2 separate regions of the Homo sapiens genome follow, and region 1 is linked to region 2. Evidence: chromatin loops called from intact Hi-C (ENCODE). Cell type or tissue: CD4-positive, alpha-beta T cell. All regions are shown on one strand. Links, peaks and the distances in the headings refer to the core of each region. The heading gives the core; the rest is flanking DNA. Region 1 holds the start of LOC124906274 (a long non-coding RNA gene). Region 2 has its middle 13 kb from the start of GPR156.

Region 1 (12,121 bases), core at 1,980-9,979, 70 kb after region 2:
CCATTTGGGAAGCATTGCACCATGACTTCGAAGATACACTTGTATATCTACTAGTTAAATGTCTTCCACTTTAGACTTGCACCAGCAACATCCAGAAAGGCCAGTGAACATGGCTTGGGAAGCATAGGAAACTGTCTTTTGTCCCTCATATATCTTCAGGGCTGACTTCAGATCCAAATGACTTCAACTGTGACTCAGTTAGAGAGGCAGATTTTCATATTATAGAAAGAGAGCTCCTGGTTCGTACAGCAAAACAAACAAACATGCACAAGATTAGGCTGTGTGAACTTGACTCAGTAGACATTCCCACATGGGGTACTGAGGTGCTGGAAGCCTGTCTACTAAAGGTGCACTGGTGGGCATGGAATCTAAAGGGGGTGTCTGTGAGGGCCATCCTGGGTCCCAGCAGCAGGTGGTTCCATGGTTATGCTGCCCCACACTTTCTTGGCTGAACCAAATTTTCTGCCTTTCATTTTGTTCCTTACAAAATGTCCTTCTTTTTGGTGACTGTTAACATACTTCTTCACAGTGCAGGTGAGTCATTTTTCAAAAAACTTTGTGGGCATTTATGAAATAGCTTTGGGGATAGTGAGGAAAACATTTGTTTGGAGATAAACGACATAATCTCTCTGAATCTCATTCTTTTCATTTGTTATATGAAAATAACAAATTTATTTTTTACAGGAAAAATTGTATTTATTTTAAAAATCTATATTTACTTCATAGGAAATGGTTAAGAGCAGATGGGAGAAAATAACAGACACATATTATAAATCATTATTGTTTATTCTGCTTTCTTTTTTTAAATGAGAAAAACTTCCACCCCACCCCCCCCAATTTGGTTTGTCCATTTGAAGCCATATCTGAATGACTAATCTCAGTCGTATCTATAGTGTGAACCTCCCAACCAAACCAAACAAAACAATACTAGACACCCACTTTCAAGTGACTCTGACAAGTGCCAATTTATAGTGTAGCATCCAAAATATTTGAAATCAGGTCTGTCCTGAAAAATCTGGATGGGCAGTCAACAAAGGGTTTATGTAAGTCTTTTTGTACTCAAATCTTCAACTCTCTTGGTGACAAACAATATACAGATGTTGGAAATGTTAATATGATTCAGCTAACCAAAAGTCCATAAGCAAAAGTTTTTTAAAAAAACACTGTGTATCCCAAATCTGGCTGTATAACTACTCCATAAAGTGATCAAACACATTTATAGTCTTCAGGCTTATGCCATCTTCCAGAGACCTGCAGCAGTTCTGTCAGTCCCTTAAAGGTGGCAGCAGCTTGAAGGCATCCTCAGGCTCCAGAGTTCAACTCAGGAGTTAGTACAAGGCCTGGTCAACCCAGGTTACATTTGCTGGCTCTTTTCTCTTGATGTTTGATTATTCTGTGTGTGTGTGTGTGTGTGTGTGTGTGTGTGTGTGGTGGGGAGGAGGGCGGGGGGGCTGGGTGTTGGGGGGTGTGTGTGTGTGTGCGGGTAGAGGAGAGCAGTAAGAAAAGTAAGGTGGTAATCCACTCATAGTTAGGAAAAACTCAACCAAATAAAGGAATAGGTATGTATGTAGGCAAGAAAGAGAATGATCTGTTGATTCTAATCTCACATTTTGTAGCAATATTAAGAACTTAATACTATGTGCTAGGTACCATGGCAGATGCGTTAGACAGTATCTTTCTACATTTTTCTAAGTGTTTTCCCACATTATTAACCTTTTTCTGAGCTTTTGCCTCGGCCTCTTAAGGCTTGGGAAGCTAAAGACACATGGTTTAGAAATAACACAGATTGAAATAGACAAAGGAGTTACTCAGATTCAAGCAGGGCCATCTGCAGACATATCAGTTAGAAATTGTCCTTTATACTAGTTACATCAGCAGGAAGTTGTGTTTCATGATGCATTGGCTAGAGCCTTTGGATCCCTGAGTTTGAGACCCCTTCCCTTGGGCCAGAAAGGGTACAACTGTAGCAAGAACTCCTGAGTACAACTGGAGAAGGTAGAATCAAGGACCACTCATGGGTAAACTACATATTCTTGTGAGAGACATTGGGGTGGGGGAACAGCTTACTAAAGTGTCCACTCATCTACTTTACTCCTGTCCTTCTGGAAAATGACCGAGCCATGTCATATAAAAACAGTCTGTAAGATCCCATGGTATTTCATTAAAACCTCGGACAGGTGTTATAATTCTAATTATACACAAGGAAGCTATAACTCAGAGAGATTAAGTGCCTTTCCTGATGCCAAATGATTAGTAAGGGGGTACTTAGAACTAGAACTTGGATTTACAATTCGTCAGACCAGGATTTTACAAAAATAAAGTCCCACAAAAATTATAAAACACTGCTTTTTGGTGATAACCACTTCAGAAAAATAATTTGAGCAAGAAAGCACTTCAGGTTTTTACTTGCAAATCAATCCTTCTAAAGGTTATGCAAGTTATTTCTCTTTGCCTCCTTTCCAGCCTGTCTTGTAGTCATTAATTCATTTAATTAGTCACTGATTCATTCATCAAACTTCGAACCAGTGCCTACTATTAGGAGACAAAAGAGCACATTTCAGTTGGAGAGCTTTGGAGTCAGACTGCCTAGCATTGAATGACAGCTCTACTGCTCACTAGCTGTGTATCCTTGAGTAACTTACTTCACCCACTGTGCCTTGGTTTTCTCAGTAGTAAATTGGGGATAATTACCTGCCTCAGTGTTAGTATCAGATTAAATGAATTAATGCCAGAAAAGCTCCTAGAATATGTTTAGAACATTGTAAATACTTGATAAATGTTACCAGATATGGTCAGAGTTCTCCAGAGAAACAGAACAAACTGGAAAAGAGAGAGAGAGGGGGTTGGCGGGGGGGTAGAGAGAGAGGGAGAGAGAGCCTGATTTTTTTTTTGAAGAAATTGGGTCATGCAGCTGTGCTTGTGGAGGTTGAGAAGTCCCAAGATCTGCAGTCAGCGAGCTGGAGGTGCAGAACAGTCTATGGTATAGTTCTAGTCTGAGTCTGAAGGCAGGAAAAGACTGCTCAAGCAGTAAAAGCAGGAGTTCCCTCTTACTTGAAGGAAGGTTGGCTTTTTTGTTCTATTTAGAACTTCAACTGATTAGATGAGGGCACCTACATTAGGGAAGACAATCTGTTTTACTCAGTCTGTCCACTCAAATGTTAATCTTATCCAGAAACACCCTCATAGACACATTCAGAATAATGTCTGACCAAATATCTGGGCACCCCCATCAACAGCCACGTGATTATCACTACTGGAATGAGCAGATTGTATCTGTCATTCATCTGGAATGTTCTCTATTACATGTCTCTTAGGCTGTTCTTTGCTTGGCTGATGGCTTGGAAGCTTCCTTGTCTACTAAGTTACCATTTGAATTTGGTCTTGGTGCATAACCTATTTTGCCTTCTATTTCATCTCACCTTATTTGATATAATGAGGTGAGATGAAATATCAAATAGTAGTCTTATTTAGGCTCACACTGACCAACTCTTCTGCCTTTCCACTGCTTGTTTGTTACCTGCATAGTGTCTCTAGAAGGAAAAAAAATGCCTTCCTACTGGAGTCCATATTTTCATAATGTTTAAGTCTCATTATTCTCTCTTACTCAAGCTGAGAATTTAATTAGTCTTTTATGTTCGAAAGTTTGGTAACCATGACCCTAATGGTTCTTTTTAAATTCTGAGAGGTCTCGTTTCTTTTTGCAGTGGTACTAGTATCTTACTTTGTGATCTTAAGCAATTGTGCTTCCTGGGAATCAGTTTTGTCTTTTAGTAGCAGAGACATTTTACAGAAGAATTCAATTTGGAAGCCTAATTTATAAAGTAAATTAGGGAGGGATTGTTCTGATTGAAGTGTTAAGGGAGTGGAGATCTCACTGACTTGCTCTTCACCTGGTCATCAGTGGCAACCTATGAGGTGGGCTTTGGGGAAAATAGTTCAAAAACATTGAATCAGAGGATCTGTAAGCTTTCTTGCAAATATAACACATCAGCATTCTATTCCATGTCATTATTCTATGAATATACATAGTGCATGGCTATATTCCCTATAGCCCTCAGGTCCTGCTATGGATAGCTCTGCCCAGATTGGTAGATATTTGTGGCAGGTAGAATAGACTTACTTACTGAACATCTTTTCCCGCCTTTCTGATGTGCATTCCTGGATTGCTGAAACTGGAGAGTAAAACATATTTCCAAGATTCCTTTGCAGTTAGGGTTCTGGGAATGACTTAGAGTCTGCCAATCAGATATATTTTCTCAAGAATTAAATGGCAACTGATTGAAGTGGGGAGAAAGGTTATAGTGCATGACGCATTCTTTCATTGGCCAGTGCAATCTAGCAGGTGCAGATTGGCTATGGAAGCAACACCCGTGGTGATGACTTCCTGCATCACCAGCTTCTTGATAAGGCAGAGGCAACTGTTCTTCCAGAAGACCAGTACTGCAGTGTTGTTGAGCCTAGCATAATGTGGGGGAGGACAGACACAGATATTACACATCTCACCTTCCATGCCCTTCTTTGGGCTCATTTCTTCAGCCTCCCAATGATTTTGTAAGTGTCTAGTTCTCTGTACTAAATCCCTTATGCATGAAATAGCTAGAGTGATTTCTTTTATCGCTTATTAAATCTTACCTGATGCAGTGCTGATTGGTCTTTATTAACTTCATTTCTTCTTTGACATTCTCGGTGTCTACAGAGGAGCTGCGGGCCCACCCATTCACTGATGTTACCCTCTCCTGTCATTTCTCCTTTGTGAAGGGCACTGAAAATCTTGAGTTTTCTTGGGAAAGAGAAGACATCAAACAGGCATATGAGGTAGAGGATAATAAAGAATATTACCTCCTTTTCAAGTACCTTGATTTTTTTGAAGTTTTCTCGAAGTTGGTTTACCAGTTTCACAATAACACAGAGCAACTAGAAGATCAAAATTCCTTGTATGAGGGAAGAGTATCTGTGGACCAGGCTGAAATTTCTGAGGGGACTCTATCACTTTTACTAAGAAATGTGGATTTCATGGATGAAGCTATCTACAAGTGCTCAGCCATCACACCAGATGGAAGAGGTGAAAGTACAATTAAGCTAATAGTAGAAGGTAAGGGAATTTATTGAATGAACTTGATTTCAAGCTCTGTCTCTATTCATAAGTTATAACAGTGACAACTTATCTAGTTCTCTCACTTTTCCCCTTTTACTCAAATTATTATCAGTTCTTCTTATTCCCAACACGTCAATTCGTCTTAGCTAAAAATATTGCCCTGAGCGAAAGATGCTGTATCTATACCTGTATACATTATTCATTCACACAGACAAACAAAACATTAACAACAACAACAACAACAAGCACTGGTCTATCAAAAACTCTCCAAACAAGTTGTAACACTGAAAAATCAAAATATGATATAACAGTCTTACATGAAAACGCTGAGATATGACATATGGTTTAGTGAGAAGAGCCCCGCATTGGGAGTCAGGAGGCCCATATTCTAATTTTGGATGACTTTGGGTAACTCATTTAGCTTTTCTAGGCTTCACTTTTCTCACTATTAAAATGTAGGTTGGACTGGATCAGTGGATCTCCGTAGTGATCCAGGGATCCTTACCCTTCACAGGATTGCATGAAGAGCTTTTCCCCCATCAGAGACTTTCAGGGATTGGGGAAGGCATGGCAGAATTCCTCCAGGATAAGAGTTGGAAGACATGAGAAGGTGGTGGTTGTGAGAATAATTCGTTATCTTCTGTGGTTCTCAGCAGGGTATGTGGAGTTCAGTGGTGAATCTGGAATGAATCCACTCAAAGAGGGGAAGATTCCAAAAGATAAAGGCAGCAGTGATAGATGAGAACTGAAAGGCAGGAGCATACATGTATCCTGTTCTTCTCTTACTATGCTTGGATCAAAATTTTAACTACAGTGAATCTCAAGATATATTGCCTACATAACGGGTTAATGTAAAAAGCGAGAGCATGTATTCTGCTAGCCTGAGCCTCTTGGGGCTGAAATAAAAAAGGAACTAATTGTTTTGTTATTTTTTCCAATCAGACTCTGAAATGCCCCAGGTGCAATTTGACAGGATTGATGATGAGGATGTGGCCACATGCATCTCAAAGGACTAGTACCTCACGCCCATTGTGACATGGCTGGACCGGACAGAGAGGGACCTGAGCAACCACAGCATCGTGGAAATCCTGGAGGAGCAGATGAATGGCTTCTACAGGGTGTTCTCCATCCTGAAATACCCTGTCAAGTTAAATGAGAAATATCTCTGCCACATAACAGAGACAGATGTGAACAACCAGCTCTTCAGAATCATCCACAAGTATCCAAGTAAGTGCAAATCCGAAAGGAACAGTGAAAGTGGGGTGCATTTCACCACAGAAAAGTCATCATTCATTAATATTTACTGAATGTCAAATATATCAGGCATGCCTTCGCACTTTGGGGATTTAAAGAAGCATCAGGAACATACGCTTGGAGCCTTGGGCAAGATAAGGTGGTGAAGTGGAGTCTCTCTGGGCTTGAAAAAAGAACATGCTTCAGAGACTGACAGCTTTCTCCTGATAGATGTGGCTCTTACTATTGATGAGGTTTCTTTTCCTCTGCACAGAACATCAGCTTTATGACGTGGCAGGCTGAGTAGTCATAGTGGCCATTTATTAGCCTCTCACCATGTGCCTGGCACTTTACATATGTCACTTTAATCTTTACCTCTATTTTAATTGTTATTACTGCCCCTCTTCTATATGAGAAAACCAACAAGTTAAATAATTTGACTAAGGACATAGCTAACAAGCACAAGACTCAGGATTCAAACCCATTCTTTCTGAATCTAAAGTTCATGCACTTCATTTTTCTTATGCATATACCACACTGCACTTACAGATCTAAGACTATAGACTGCATGAATAGATCTAAGTCATATATGTTTGGAGAAGGGGATTCCCTGTGTAATAAGCAAGGAGGCAAGAAATAGAGTCACTGCTCCCACTCAAATTCTGAGCAGTCTTTAAGTTGCCGTATCAAAGGCTGTCTACATTCTGGGGAATCTTAATTGAGTCCTCCAGAGAAATTTTGATGGATACTTTTTTGTGTAGCTGTTCTATTACTTCTAAACTGTCTAAACTTTTTCAAGTTAGGAATTTGAAAAAAAAAAGCATGTTAGAAAAAGAACAGGTATTTACTGAACACATACCATATGCTAGGGTGGACCCAGGTACTTTTGCATAAGGTATTTAACCCCACAATGACCTCTGAGTTAGATACTAACATTACAGTATTTAGCAGAGGAGGAAACCAAGGCTGAGAGAAGGTTAAGTATTTACCAAAGGCTACACAGCTGACAGTCTTACAACCCAGGACTTGAACTTGGGTCTAATTATTAACAAAGGCCTGGGCACATTCCACTATGTGGTTGACTCGTGGGCCTTAAGTTCCTTGTGTCAAAGTATCTGTAGCCTCAGGCTGAGGTCATTGATTTATTCTGCCACCTGTGACCTCACCTGCCTCTCCATCAAGAAGGAAGGGATGGTGATGAATACACTTGCACGGTGAGCTAATTCCTTCTACTTTCCTGTATCCCTGACTTAGAGATCTTATTAAGACTTCTTTGGAGGGTTAGCTCTGGCAGGGACTTTGGCCATCATCTACCAATCACAGCATATAGGGGTGACTAAACAGAAGTCCAGAGAGGTGAGATAATTGTCCAAGGTAATACACACTCTATACAAGAAGTATTAATGGAGTCTGACTTCATGCAAAGGTTGGGCAGTTACCTTTCAGGTCTAGTCTGTAGGGGCCTGGCAATTAATCAAAGCATTCAAAACACTATTGCAATCCTGGATCTCCCAGTAACTAGCCGTAAATATTTACAACCGTTAAGAGTATTTATTTAAATTTTTAATGACTTGGGAAAATACCCGCACTATCATGTTAAAATTTTAAAAAGCAAAATAGTAGCTTGTATGTGTAGCATGAGCCCCAGTTGTTTAACTATATGGAGATTTAAAAGATAGGATGTATTATTATTATTATTATCATAATATGAACAGTAATTACTGGTAACCTCTGAATGATAGGATTGTAGGCATTTTTTGTTTTCTCTTTTGTACTTGTGTTTTATGCAACATTCTATAATGAACATATATTATTTTTAGTCCAAAAAAGCTATATTTTTTAAATCTTTAAAAAATATCTTTATGAAAAATGGTTTACATGCCATAAAATTCACCCATTTGAAGTGTACAATTTAATTGTTTTAGTATATTCACAAAATTGTGAAATCGTCACCACTCTTATCATTTAGAACATTTTAATTACCCTAAAAATAAACCTCATGCTCATTCACAGTCACTCTCCATTCCCTTCACCATATCCCCCAGTCCTAGGCAACCACTAACCTACTTTCTAGCTATATAGATTTGCCTATTTTAGATCTTTCATATAACTGAAATTATACAATATGTGGTCTTTTTAAACTGGCTTCTTTTACTTGGCATAATGTTTTAAAGGTTCATCCATGTTGTAGCATATGTTAGCACTTCATTTCTTTTTATTTCTGGATAATAGTTTATTCCATTATATGGATATTACCACATTTTATTTATCCATTCATCAGTTGATGAAGATTTGGGTTGATTTCACTTTTTGTCTCTGATGAATGATGTTGCTGTGAACATTCACATATATGTTTTTATGTGGAAATTTATGTTAAATTTCATTTATCTTGGGTATATACCTATGAGTGGAATTGCTGGGTCATATGGTAACTATTTTTTAACCCTTTGAGGAACTGCCAGACTATTTTCCAAAGCAGCTGCACAATTTTACATTCCTACCAGCAATGTATGAGGTTACTGATTTGTCAACATCCTTGCCAGCACTCATGATCTTTTTTATTCTAGTCATTCTAGTAGATGTGAGTGACATTTGTGGTTTTGATTTGCATCTCTCTGGTGGCTAATCTTGGGCATCTTTCAATATGCTTACTGGTTATTTGTACATCTTCTTTGGAGAAATGTCTATTCAAATTCTTTCTCCATTAAAAATGGGTTATTTATCTTTTTATTATTGAGTTGTAAGAGTTGATATATTTTGAATACCAATTCCTTATCAAATATTTGACTTGCAGAAATTTTCTCCCCTTCTGAGTTGTCTTTTCACTTCTTGATGATGTCATTTGAAGCAGTAAATTTTCTGATTTTGATGAAGTACAATTTATCTTTTTTTTTGTCACTTGTGCTTTTGGTGTTATATCTAAAAAATTATTGCCTAATCTAAGTCACAAAGATTTACTCATATGTTTTCTTCTAAGAGTTTTATAATGTTAGCTCCTACCTCCAGGCTTATGATTCCTTTAAATTAATTTTTGTTTTTGGCATGAGATAGGTGTCCAACATCCCAGGACCATTTATTCAAAAGGCTATTCTTTCCCCCATGGAATTGTCTTGATGGCCTTATTGAAAATCAAGTTACTATAAATGTAAAGGTTTATTTCTGGGCTTTCAATTATATTCCATTGATCTATGTGTCTGTACTTATGCCAGTACCACACTGTCTTGACTACTATAGCTTTTTAGTAAGTTTTGTCACAGAGGAGTGTGTTCTTTTAACATTGTTCTTCTTTTTGAAGATAGCTTTGATTATTCCTATTTCAGCATTTTCATATGAATTTTAGGATGAACTTGTCAATTTCTGCCAAACAGGCACCTGGGGTTTCAATAAGGAATGTATGGAATCTATAGATTCATTTTGGGAGTATTGGCATTTTAATGATACTAAGTCTTCTATCTATGAACACAGATGTCTTTCCATTTGTTTAGGTCTTTTTAAATTATCTTCAATGATGTTTGGCAGTTTTCCATGTATAAGTCTTACAATTCTTTTGTTAAATTTATTCCTAAGTATTTTATTCTTTTTCATGCTTTGGAAATGTAATTGTTTTCTTAATTTCATTTTAGAATGCTTATTGCTAATAGAAAGAAATAACAGTAGATTTTTGTGGATTCCTTAGTATTTTCTATATAGAAGACCACGTTATCTATGAATAGAAATAGTTTTACTTCTTCCTTTCCAATCTTGATTACTTGTATTTAATTTTCTTTCTAATTGCCCTGGCTAGAACCTCCAGTACAATGCTGAATAGAAAAACTAAGAGTAGATCTCTGGGAGAAAGCATTCAATCTTTCATCATCAACTATGATGTTAGCTGTAGGTTGTTATTACTGTAAATGAACAATATCAGGTTGAGAAAGTTCTCTTCCGTTGCTTGTTTTCTGAGTGTTTTTATCATGAATAAATTTAGGATTTTGCCAAATGTATTTTCTGCATCTGTTGAGATGATCATGTGGGCTTTGTCCTTTATTCTATTAATATGATATATTGCACTAATTAATTTTTGTATATTGAGCCAACTTTGTATTCCTGGGATAAACCCTACTTGGTCATGGTATGTAAGTCTTTTTCTATGTTGGTAGATTCAGTTTGGTGGTATTTTGTTGAGGCTTTTTGCATCTGTATTCATTTGTAAGAGATATTGGTCTGTAGTTTTCTTGTGATGTCTTGGTCTGGTTTTGTTATGAGGATAATATTGGCCTCATAGGATAAGTTGAAATGTGTCCCTTATCTTCTGTTTTTTGGAAAAGGTTGTGCAGGATTGGTGTTAATTTTTCTTTTAATTCTTTAACTTTTGGTTTTGTTTATTTTCCCTATTTTTCTATTCTCTATTTCATTTACTTCCATTCTAGCCTTTGTTATTTCCTTCCTTCTACTTGCCTTGGGTTTAGTTTTAATTTCTTTTTCTAGTAATTTCATTTAAAAGATTAGGTTATTGCTTTGAGATCTTTCTTTTTTTTTAACGTGTTTTTGTTTATTATACTTTTAAGTTTTAGGGTACATGTGCACATTGTGCAGGTTAGTTACATATGTATACATGTGCCTTGCTGGTGCGCTGCACCCACTAAATCGTCATCTAGCATTAGGTATATCTCCCAATGCTATCCCTCCCCCCTCCCCCCACCCCACCACAGTCCCCAGAGTGTGATATTCCCCTTCCTGTGTCCATGTGATCTCTTTGTTCAATTCCCACCTATGAGTGAGAATATGCGGTGTTTGGTTTTTTGTTCTTCCGATAGTTTACTGAGAATGATGATTTCCAATTTCATCCATGTCCCTACAAAGGACATGAACTCATCATTTTTTATGGCTGCATAGTATTCCATGGTGTATATGTGCCACGTTTTCTTAATCCAGTCTATCATTGTTGGACATTTGGGTTGGTTCCAAGTCTTTGCTATTGTGAATAATGCCGCAATAAACATACGTGTGCATGTGTCTTTATAGCAGCATGATTTGTAGTCCTTTGGGTATATAACCAGTAATGGGATGGCTGGGTCAAACGGTATTTCTAGTTCTAGATCCCTGAGGAATCGCCACACTGACTTCCACAATGGTTGAACTAGTTTACAGTCCCACCAACAGTGTAGAAGTGTTCCTATTTCTCCACATCCTCTCTAGCACCTGTTGTTTCCTGACTTTTTAATGATTGCCATTCTAACTGGTATGAGATGGTATCTCATAGTGGTTTTGATTTGCATTTCTCTGATGGCCAGTGATGGTGAGCATTTTTTCATGTGTTTTTTTGCTGCATAAATGTCTTCTTTTGAGAAGTGTCTGTTCATGTCCTTCGCCCACTTTTTGATGGGGTTGTTTGTTTTTTTCTTGTAAATTTGTCTGAGTTCATTGTAGATTCTGGATATTAGCCCTTTGTCAGATGAGTAGGTTGTGAAAATTTTCTCCCATTTTGTAGGTTGCCTGTTCACTCTGATGGTAGTTTCTTTTGCTGTGCAGAATCTCTTTAATTTAATTAGATCCCATTTGTCAATTTTGTCTTTTGTTGCCATTGCTTTTGGTGTTTTGGACATGAAGTCCTTGCCCATGCCTATGTCCTGAATGGTAATGCCTAGGTTTTCTTCTAGGGTTTTTATGGTTTTAGGTCTAACGTTTAAGTCTTTAATCCATCTTGAATTGATTTTTGTATAAGGTGTAAGGAAGGGATCCAGTTTCAGCTTTCTACATATGGCTAACCAATTTTCCCAGCACCATTTATTAAATAGGGAATCCTTTCCCCAT
Region 2 (12,121 bases), core at 2,130-10,129:
ACAGTCAAATTCAGGAAATACAGAGAACTTCTGCAAGATTCTACACAAGAAGAACATCCTCAAGACACGTAATCATCAGATTTTCCAAGGTTGAAATGAAAGAATGTTAAAGGCAGCTAGAGAGAAAGGGCAGTTTATCTACAAAGGGATCCCAATCAGGCTAACAGTGGGCCTTTCAGCTGAAGCCCTATAAGCCAGAAGAAATTAGGGGGTCTATATTCAACAATTTTTTTTTTTTTGAGATGGAGTATCGCTGTGTCGCCCAGGCTGGAGTGCAGTGGCGCAATCCCAGCTCACTGCAACCTCTGCCTCCCAGATTCAAGTGATGTGCCTGCCTCAGCCTCCCAAATAGCTGGGATTACAGACACCTGCCACCATGCCCAGCTAATTTTTGTATTTTTAGTAGAGATGGGGTTTCAGCATGTTTGACAGGCTGGGATATTTAACATCCTTAAAGAAAAAACTTCCATCAAGAATTTCCTATCCAGCCAAACTAAGCTTCCTAAGTGAAGGAGAAATAAGATCCTTTTTAGCTAAGCAAATGTTGAGGGACTTCATTACCACTAGACTTGCATTACAAGAGATCTTGAAAGGAGCACTAAATATAGAAAGGAAAAACCACTACCAGCTTATACAAAAACACACTTACACAGACCAGGGTCACTGTAAAGCAACCACACACACAAGCCAACATAGTAACCAGCTAACAGCACAATGACAGGATCAAATCCACACATGTCAATACTAACCTTGAATATAAACTTAAATGCCCCACTTAAAAATGCACAGAGTGGCAAGCTGGATAAGAAAGCAAAACCCAATGGTCTGCTGTCTTCAAGAGATCCATCTCATATGTAATGACACTCATGGGCTCATAATAAACGGATGGAGAAAAATCTACCAAACAAATGGAAAACAGAAATCAGCAGGGGTTGTAATCCTAATTTCAGACAAAACAAATTTCAAACCAACAGAGATTTAAAAAGACAAGGAAGAGCATTCCATGATGGTAAAGGGTTCAATTCAACAAGAAAACCTAACTATCCTAAATATATATGCACCCAACACAGGAGCACCCAGATTCATAAAGCAAGCTCGTAAAGACCTACAAAGAGATACACTGTCACACAGTAATAGTGGGAGACTTCAACACCCCACTGACAGTATTAGATCATTGAGGCAGAAAATTAACAAAGATATTCAGGACCTAAACTCAGCATTGGACCAAATGGATCTGATAGATCTTTACAGAAGTCTCCACCCCAAAACAACAGAACATACATTCTTCTCATTGCCACATGGCACATACTCTCAAATTGACCACATAATTGGACATAAAACATCCTCAACATATGTAAAAGAACTGAAATCATATCAAACATACTCTAGGTTCACAGCACAATAAAAGTAGAAGTCGGTCGGGTGTGGTGATTCATGCCTGTAATCCCAGCACTTCGGGAGGCCAAGGCAGGCAGATCATGAGGTCAGGAGATTGAGACCAGCCTGACCAACATAGTGAAACCTCGTCTCTACTAAAAATACAAAAATTAGCCAGGCGTGGTAGCACAACCCTGTAATCCCAGCTACTCAGGAGGCTGAGGCAGGAAAATTGCTTGAACCCAGGAGGCAGAGATTGCAGTGAGCCGAGATTGCACCACTGCACTCCAGCCTGGGCGACAGAGCAAGACTCCATCTCAAAGAAAAATAAAATAGAAGTCAACACAATGAAAACTGCTAAAAACCATACAATCCCATAAAAATTAAACTACATGCTCCTGAATGACTTTTGAATAAATAATTAAATTAAGGCAGAAATCAGGAAGTTTTTTGAAAATAATGAAAACAAAGATACAATATACCAGAACCTCTGGGACACAGCTAAGGCAGTATTAAGAGGGAAATTCATAGCACCCACATCAAAAAGTTAGAAAGATATCTAAATTAACAACTTAAATTCATGACAGAATTAGAGAAGCAAGAACAAATCAGCCCCAAATCTAGCAGAAAACAAGAAATAACAAAAGTCAGGCAGAGCTTGATGGCTCATGCCTGTAATCCCAGCACTTTAGGAAGCCGGGAAAGGTGGATCATTTGAGGTAAAGAGTTTGAAACCATTCCTACAGAAACTATTCCAAAAAAGTGAGGAGGAGGGGCTTCTCCCCAACTCATTCTATGAGGCTGGCATCATCTTGCTACCAAAATCTGTCAGAGATACAACAAAAAAAGAAAACCTGAGGCCAATATCCCTGATGAACATTAATGCAAAAATCCTCAATACAATACTGGCAAACTGAATCCAGCAGCACATCAAAAAGCTAATCCACCATGACCAAATATGCTTCATCCCCAGCATGCGACATTGGTTCAACACAAGAAAATCCATAAATGTGATTCATCTCATAAACAGAACTAAAGACAAAAACCTCATGATCATCTCAATAGATGCAGAAAAAGCTTTCAAAAAAATTCAACATCCCTTTGTGTTAAAAACTCTCAACAAATTAGGTACTGAGGGAACATACCTCAAAATGCAGCCATCAGTGACAAACCCACAGCCAACATCATACTGAAGGGCAAAAGCTGGAAGCATTTCCTTTGAAAAGTGGCATAAAACAAGGATGCCCTCTCTCACCACTCCTGTTCAACATAATATTGGAAGTCCTAGCCAAGGGCAATCAGGCAAGAAAAAGAAATAAAGGGCATCCAAATAGGAAGAGAGAAAGTCAAACTATCTGCAGATGACATGATTCTATATCTAGAAAACCCCATAGTCTTGGCCCAAAAGCTCCTTCAGCTGATAAACAGCTTCAGAAAAGTTGCAGGATGTAAAATCAATGTACAAAAATTACTGGCACTCCTATACACCATCAACAACCAAACTGAGAACCAAATCAGAAAGGCAGTTCCATTCACAATTGCCACACACACAAAAATAAAATACCTAGGAATATGGCTAACCAGAGAGGTGAAAGATCTCTACAATGAGAATTATAAAACACTGCTGAAAGAAATCAGAGATGACATGAACAAATAGAAAAACATTCCATGCTCAGGCATAGGGAGAATCAGTATCATTAAAATGGCTATAATGCCCAAAGCAACTTATAGATTCAATGCTATCCCTATTAAACTACCAATGACATTCTTCATATAACTAGAAAAATTTATTTTAAAATTAATATGGAACCAAAAGAGAGCCCAAATAGCCAAGGCAATCCTAAGCAAAAAGAGCAAAGCTGGAGGAATCATACTACCCAACTTCAAACTATACTGCAAGGCTACAGTGACCAAAACAGCATGGTACTGGTACAAAAACGGCCACATAGACCAATGGACAGAAAAGAGAACCCAGAAATAAAGCTGACCATCTGATCTTTTACAAAGCTGACAAAAACCACAATGGGGAAAAGACTCCCTATTTAATAAATGGTGCTGGGATAACTGACTAGCCATAAGTAGAAGACTGAAGCTGGACCCCTTCCTTAAACCATATACAAAAATCAACTCAAGATGGATTAAATGACGAGTTAATGGGTGCAGCAAACCAACATGGCACATGTATACATATGTAACAAACCTGCATGTTATGCACATGTACCCTAGAACTTAAAGTATAATAATAATTTTAAAAAGATGGATTAAAGACTTAAATGTAAAGCCCAAAACTATAAAAGTCCTGGAAGAAAACCTAGGGATCATCCTGGACCTAGGGATGGATAAAGATACCATAACAAAGACACCAAAGCAACTGCAACAAAAGCAAAAATTGACGTGGGATCTAATTAAACTTAAGAGCTTCTGCACAGTAAAAGAAACTATAATCAGAGTGAACAACCTACAGACTGGGAGAACATTTTTGCAATCTATCCATCTGACAAAGGTCTAATATCCAGCATCTCCATGGAACTTAAACTTACAAGAAAAATACAAGCAACTCCATTAAAAAGTGGGCAAAGGACATGAACAGACACTTCTCAAAAGAAGACATTTATGCGGCCAAAAAACGTGAAAAAAAGATCAACATCACTGATCATTAGAGAAATGCAAATCAAAACTGCAATGAAACACCATCTCACACGATTATTAAAAAGTCAAGAAAAAGATGCTGGTGAGGCTGTGGAGAAATAGGAACACTTTACACTATTGGTGGGAATGTAAATTAGTTCAATCATTGTGGAAAGGAGTATGGAGATTCCTCAAAGAGCTAAAAGCAGGACTACCATTCAACCCAGCAATCCCATTACTGGGTATATACCCAGAGGAATATAAAGCATTCTACCGTAAAGACACATGTATGCGAATGTTCATTGCAGCACTATTCACAATAGCAAAGACATAGAATGAACCTAAGTGTCCATCAATGACAGACTGGATAAAGAAAATGTAGTACATATACACTATGGAATCTTATGCAGCCATAAGAAAGAAGGAGATCATGTCTTTTGCAGGAACGTGATGGAGCTGGGGTCTATCATCCTTAGCAAACTAACACAGGAACAGAAAACCAAATAGCACATGTTCTCATTTATAAGTGGGGGCTAAATGAAAAGAATTTATGAACACAAAGAAGAAAACAACAAACACTGGAGTTTACTTCAACAGGGCGGATGGGAGGAGGGAGAGGAGCAGAAATGATAACTATTGGGTACTGAGCTTAATACCTGGGTGATGTACAACAGATCCCCATGACAAGTTTATCTATGTAACAAACCTTCACATGTACCCCCAAAACTAAAATAAAAATTCAAAAAATAACTTAAAATTTTAAAAAAAGAAAACCTTTTACAATTGGGAATCAGCTTACCTTTCCAATCTTCTATCCACTCAACACCTGTGTTCCACTTGTACCAAGCGGGGCCAATTCCCAATCTTTGTATATACCCTGTGTTTTTAACGCCTCTGATGATTTTGCTCACCCTGTCCTGGATTTCTCTTTATTTCCATCTTTACCCGTTGAATTGCTCCCAAGCCTCCAAGATCCGGCTCCAGTACCTTCTCCTATAATGATGTTCTTCCAGATCTTTGCAGTCAGATCTGTGGTATCAATTCATGTTTCCTTCCCAGCACTGCGCCTCAGTTCTAGCCCTCACTAACTACAGATATATGTTACAGCTGGCTGTGTCCTCCTATCTCCCCACAGGGTCTGCAAGGCAGGGTGTGTTTCTGTTTTATCATCAACCCCCAAGGCAATTGGCCACACATACCTTTAAAAATAAATAACATCCAGCTGGGCGCAGTGGCACAAGCCTGTAATCCCAGCACTTTGGGAGGCCGAGGCAGGCAGATCACGAGATCAAGAGATCAAGACCATTCTGGCCAACACGGTGAAACCCCGTTTCTACTAAAAATACAAAAATTAGCTGGGTGTGGTGGCACGCACCTGTAGTCCCAGCTACTTGGGAGGCTGAGGCAGGAGGATCGCTTGAACCTGGGAGGTGGAGGTTGCAGTGAGCCGAGATCGCACCACTGCACTCCAGCCTGGCAAAAGAGCAAGACTCCACCTCAAAAAACAAAACAACAACAAAATAAAACAAATAAATAACATGCTTTGATTGTATATAAACCATGTACTTATTGTAAAAATTCAAATACATAGACATATAAGAAAGGGAATAAACCTCCACCTCCTGCATTAATCACGGGTAATGTTTCAGCAAACATATTTTCATGCATCTCTTTATGCACACATCCATGCATATATGCACAAATGGAATCATTTTGTGCATGCTTGGTTTTCTTTTGGACACCCTCTTTTCTAGTCTTTTCTTACCTGACTCTCCCCCTCACTGCTTTCCCCTACTCCCAGCTATTTAACAAGTTAAGCAATGTATAGCTTTTCTTAATTTTTCCATGCTAATATATCTATATCAGTTTTTTGTTCTTGTTTATTTTACAAAATGGATTATCATGGTATATACACTTCTCTGCTTCTTGCTTTTCTAATTAAAGAAAGTCACAACAATTCTTCCAATTCAACTGGTATAAGTTCTAATTCATTCTTTTATTTTAGACCTCATGCAATGTTCCATGCTGTGGATGTACCAAAATTTATTCAAGAGATCCCCTAGCTATGACATTCAACTTCCTTTTTTAAAAAAATAGCTATTGCCATCAATGTTTCAATAATCGTTCTTACATGTATATCCAAATTCCCTGGTACTTTAATTTCTGAGGGATTGATGACCAGATATGAGACTGGACTACTTAAAATGTTAATAGATTGTCATCTAAAAAGCTGTAACAGGCCAGGCACAGTGGCTCCTGCCTGTAATCCCAACACTTTGGAAGGCCGAGGCGGGTTGATCATCTGAGGTCTGGAGTTCAAGACCAACCTGTCCTACATGGTGAAACCCCGTCTCTACTAAAAATTTAAAAAAATTACCCGGGTGTGGTGGCAGGAACCTGTAATCTCAGCTGCTCAGGAGGCTGAGCCAAGAGAATCACTTGAACTTGGGAGGCAGAGGTTGCAGTGAACCGAGATTGTGCCACTGCACTCCAGCCTGGACAACAGAGTGAGACTCTGTCTCAAAAAAAAAAAAAATACATAAAATAAAAATAAATACATAAATAAATAAATTAATTAATAAAATAAAAGGCTGTAACAATGTGCTCTGCATAATTTTAGCCATTCTGATAAGTGAATAGTGATAGTTTGTTGTTCCTTTAATTTGTATTTCACTGACTACTACTGAAGTCTTTTTCCCTCTAAGGACTTTTTGTTCTGTAAATTGCTTATTCGTATACTTAGCTCATTTTTCTTTTGAGCTACTGGTCTTTTTCTTTTCAACCTGCAGGAATTTTTTGCATATTATGGATAGTAACTCTTTAATATGTTGTTATGTATGGAAGCACTTTCCCCAATCTATCATTTATCTTTTAACTACGCTTGTAATTTTTTAAGCCATTACAACTTTTATAGGTTGACATGAAGCTCATGTAGCATTTATTTTGTAACTAGAATCAATATAGCACTTAAGAAATGAAAATAGTTTGCAGTTTCAAACTTCCTAGGGAAACCAATCTTCTATTTCAGTATTTCACAGCTTATTCTGGAATATGACACACCATCTGATGCCCTAATTCCATGCTCAGTTAATATTAGTTCACATTGCCCCATCCACAAACACAGTTGTGTCTATAATATAGTACAAATTTTTTGTATATTATTATCTGGCATGATCACATTATATAAACCATTTTGATTAAACAAAATTCTAGTTAACAAATATATTATGACCACTAAATGGTAACCACATTTAGTGGTCATCAAGTATTTTTTTCCTGCCCCAAGTTCACTCCTTTGGAAAATGTCTGCCTCCCACTGTCCCTCCCATGCAATTCTAGTGGTCTGCCAATCTTGAAACCCCACTCTCCTGACCACAATAGTGGGCACAAGCCACACTAAAACAAATACACTTCCTGTCCCAGGAATTTGAATCTTGAATTTTAGGATGCCAGTGTCTTAAAAGGATTGAATTTAATTTCAGCCACTAAAATCCCCAGATCAACCCTGCTTGTCTTAATATACATAGTTATTTTCTTAGTGAATGATGGTGATGGTTGCATAACAATGTGAATGTACTTAATGCCACAGAACTGTAGACTTAAAAATGGTCAAAATGGTAATATATATATTTACCACAATTTACCAAAAAACAAGACATTATAAAGAGGCCTTTGGAAAGATTGTTTATAGCCCATCTCCATGGGCTTACACTTAACAGTCACAGCAGCAGTATAGAATGGGCATACACTGCCAAGGCAGACAAGCTTCTTGCCTCCACTTGTGAGTCATGCCACCAACACCCTCTACTCTACTTCTCTCTAACCTCTGTTTCCTCATCTGGAAAATAGGAATAATAAAGCAGCATGACTCTGATGCTGTGGAGCTTTCTTGAAATCTAAAATTCTGTTAAACCACTGTAGCATATACTTGCCAATATAAAATGGCATAAAGCATAAAAGGAAATAAGTTTTTATTTGTTTTTTTTTTTTTTTTTTTTTAAGATGGAGTCTTGCTCTGTCACCCAGGCTGGAGAGCAGTGGCACAATCTCGGCTCAATGCAACTTCCGGCTCCCTGGTTCAAGCAATTCTCCTGCCTTAGCCTCAGCCTCCTGAGTAGCTGGAACCGTATCCAGCTAATTTTTGTTTGTTTGTCTCTTCATTTGTTTTTTGAGACGGAGTCTCACACTGTTGCCTGGGCTAGAGTGCAATGGCGCAATCTCGGCTCACTGCAACCTCCGGCTCCCATGTTCAAGCAATTCTCCTATCTCAGCCTCCCTTGTAGCTGGGATTACAGGCATTCGTCACCGTGCCCGGCTAATTTTTGTATTTTTAGTAGAGACAGGGTTTCGCCATGTTGGTCAGGCTGGTCTTGAACCTCTGACCTCAGGTAATCTGCCCGCCTTGGCCTCCCAAAGAGCTGAGATTACAGGTGCCCTGCCCAGTTTTTATATTTTTAGTAGAGACCGGGTTTCACCATGTTGGCCAGGCTGGTCTCGGACTCCTTACCTCAGGTGATCTGCCCACCTCGGCCTCCCAAAGTGCTGGGATTACAGGCGTAAAGGAAATAAGTTTTTAAAAGGAAAAATAAGAAATCCCACACCATTTAGCTATCAACTTCTAGTCCCCATCTTTCCCCCCACCCACCAAGCTCCCACCTCAGACTCAGACCTAAGCAATCTCTAATCTACTTTCTATCTCTATAGATTTCCCTGTTCATATGAATGGGATCATAAAATATGTGGTGTTTTGTGACTGGGCTTCTTTGTCTGTTTTGCTTTTAACTAAGCTGCCTCTGCCTGTGAGAAGCTGTGGAAACCCAGGAGCTCTAAACAAGCCTATAGGTTTAGAAATTTTAAAGTTTTTCCATTTATAGCAGTTTTAAGTTTTCTTGTTATAAAAGTAATATATGTATTGCAAAAATCTCAAAGGATACAGAATTAACAAAAATAATAAAATAAAAATCAGTTCTAATCCCACCACCCAGAAATAACCACTGTCAACATTTTGGTAAATATTCTTTCAGAGCTAGGCATATTATAAACACACACACATACATACATCATACTATATATATTTAACATTTTTTCCTGATTTTAAAATGTATAGATGCTTGTGAATAGCTATTAAAATGGTATAGAGATGTAAAATTTAGGATAGAATGTACTTCAGAATCCTTCTATATATCTTCACTTAAGAATATATCAAAACATTTTCCATGTTCGCTCATAGAGATCTATTTCATTATTTCCAACAGTTGTTAGTAGTCCACTATAGGAATCTGCCATTGTTTGTTTTGGCATTCTCCATTGATAAAATTTGTGTAGCTTCTATTTTTTGTCACTGAAATGACACAATCAAGATTGTGTCACTTGATTCTTTGTGTTAGTATTTCGTAGAAGTGGAATTTGCTGGGTCAAAGGGTATGAAAATACGTGTTGTGTAACCTGTTTGTTTTGTTTAACCTATTAAGATATTATGAACATTTTCAAGATCATTAAATATTTAATTTACCTACCTAGTTTTATAATCTATGAATATATTAAAATTTATTTTCCCAATCCCCTAACACTAGAAATTGAGTTATTTCTAAAATTTTCACTATTAGAAACAACCTTGCAATAAACATTACTATAGCTAAATCTTGCATGCATGCTTACAGTTTTTTCCTTAAGATGAATTCCTAGATATAAAATTGCCCCTTCAAGGAGTATGTATATTAAAAATAATAACTTTTATCAGTTTTTTTCTTATTACAGAAATAATACATGGTTGGGTGATCCTAGATTAGAAAATATAGATAGGCAAGAAAATGAAACGTGCATTACTTTACCACCCAGAGGTAACCACTGGTAATATTGTGGAGGTGATCATTCATACCTATGCTGTTTGCATACTTTTTTTTTACATGACTGCAAATACAGAGCACATGTTGCTTTAAACTGCCTATAATCAATCTTTTTATGTCATTATCATTTAAAATATCTGCATAGTCTTTTATAAATGTACCAAAATTTATTTGCACAATCCTTATTGCTGAGCATTTAGGTTGTTAATGTACGTACTTTGAAAACTTTTCAGATGAGTGCTGTACACATGGAGGGAATCGTCTCACTGTTAAAGAGCCCAGAACAAAAGACTCCTGCCTCTTTATAGACCTGAGAGACAGGGGGAGAGAGAGAGAGTGGGAAGGTCTAGGAGTAGAAAGGTACTGAGTCAAAGTGGAAAAAAGAAGTGCCTCAGCAAGGCCCCCAGTAAGGAGGCCAGTGAATGAAGGGACCAGGGCCAGGATTATGAATATGCATGGCTGGTTGGGGTAGGGAGAAGAAGGGCCGAGTTCTTGACTGCAACTCCCTTCAGAAAAGTACAACGCACTGCCAGTGCAAGTGTGGTATGGGGAGGCAGCTTCTCCTCAATCAGGCCTGCCAGGCAAAGCCCAGTAATTGCTTATGATCAGGCCTGAAAGATCACACATAGGATTTTGACCTGGAGCTGGACTCCTTAATAAATAGTAACAAATTGCCAAGACTTATTCGGTATCCCTCCCTACCAGAGTACACAACGGTGCCAGTAGAACTGGAAATGTGTCAGGGACCCCAGAGAAAAGACTAAAATGATTTCTTTTGGGGTGCGTAAACTGACAACTGAGGGCAGGTCGAAGAGTACCAACATGACTGGGCAACTGAATGAGCCTCAGCGAATCCTAAGCAGGCTGAGCCAAGTCTGATGTAATTGGGTCCCCTCCTTTTAGGGGATGAGACTGAGTCATTGCCATTTATCTCCTTTGAGGCCTCTACTTCTGGAGCGAATACTAAGCACATATTGTACAAATGCTTGATTCTGCTCCATGACCTCAGAAAGTTATGATAAATTTCCTGAATATTTTTCCTTAATAAATTATCTATTTTAGTTTGTATTTCTTGAGTTTCCTTTAAACTCTTTTGAAATTTGCAGTTTGCACTAATTCACAGTCTGTTAGACACTGTGTATATGCTTGTGTTAAATTTTCTTGCTTCAATATTTAAATAATTGGGAATTTAAGCATTCTCTGGGTTGCCTCAGTTACACTTTTCATGATTTCATAAACTGTCATCACATTTCCTTTCCATATTTATTGTTTTGGCTTGACCTTTTCTTTTTTAACTCATAAGATAAGTGATTCTCAAGGCCTTTGACCATATGTGGATCTTCCTGAGTTCTATTAAATTATTATTACTGGCCAGGTGTGGTGGCTTACGCTTGTAATCTCAACACTTTGGGAGGCCAAGGAGGGCAGATTGCCTGAGCGCAGGAGTTTGAGACCAGCCTGGGCAACATGGCAAAACCCCATCTCTACAAAAAACAGAAAACAAGAAAGAGCTGGGTGTGGTGGTGCATGCCTGTAGTCCCAGCTACTTGGGGGGCTGAGGCAGGAGGATAACTTGAGCCTGGGGGGTCATAGCTGTAGAGAGCCGAGATTGCACCACTGCACTCCAAGCTAGGTGACAAAGCGAGACATCATCTCTAAGAAAAATAAAAGTAAAATAAAATAAAATAATTACTACTACTATTACTACTATTATTATTTTAATTATCTATCATAGGGAAGCACTCTTGTAGGTTCTCAGAGAGGGACAAAATGTTGAATAACTTACAGCCCTCGATGAAATTATTATCTTCCCTTGGGCTGTAGAAGTAGCCTATCAGACCAAGTCTTTAGAACAGACATATGAAAGAACATTCCAGATGGACAGTCCATTTGCTAATTCACAGAGTTGCTCAACTTTTTAGTAATGAGCATGAATGGAAGTTAATTTTCTTAACTCTTTGTGTCATATAACTAGACTCTCCCCAAAGGTAGGGGTGACTGGACCTCACAGTCCTGACTTCTGCCTAGAGATTCTCCTTCCCTATGAGTTCTAACACCAACTACCAGAGTTAGGCCAAACTGCCCTCACTTCAGGCAGTATCTGCAAGTTCAACTTCCCCAGGTCACCCTCACCTCTGACCAGCTGGCTACAAAGAATTCAGGAAAGCACTCTACTTACAATTACAGTTGTATTATAGCAAAAGGACACAAATGCATATCTCATTTATTCTTGCAATTCCACAGTTAAGAATTGAGACTACAGATATAAT

What was found. Peaks named below come from ENCODE experiments on the same cell type or tissue, not always from the same donor. Only the 100,000 strongest peaks of a DNase experiment are listed, where the experiment ranks them.
Region 1: it touches region 2 in a loop (2.0-fold over the local background); 2 of 110 quality-filtered maps call a loop at or near these places.

The regions. Positions count from the first base shown.
Region 1 is chr3:120,361,764-120,373,884 of GRCh38, forward strand. LOC124906274 (a long non-coding RNA gene) reads right to left here and starts at 6,502. Exons shown (of 4, transcript XR_007096033.1): 1 at 6,465-6,502; 2 at 6,115-6,235; 3 at 4,633-4,780; 4 at 768-4,457. It also overlaps the pseudogene BTNL12P. RefSeq lists an enhancer at 5,102-6,301. In CD4-positive, alpha-beta T cell, for the core only: no CTCF peak of the experiment used is centred there; no DNase peak of the experiment used is centred there.
Region 2 is chr3:120,291,821-120,303,941 of GRCh38, forward strand. No RefSeq gene overlaps it. Among named protein-coding and RNA genes, the nearest start is that of GPR156, 13 kb to the left of the region's middle. In CD4-positive, alpha-beta T cell, for the core only: no CTCF peak of the experiment used is centred there; no DNase peak of the experiment used is centred there.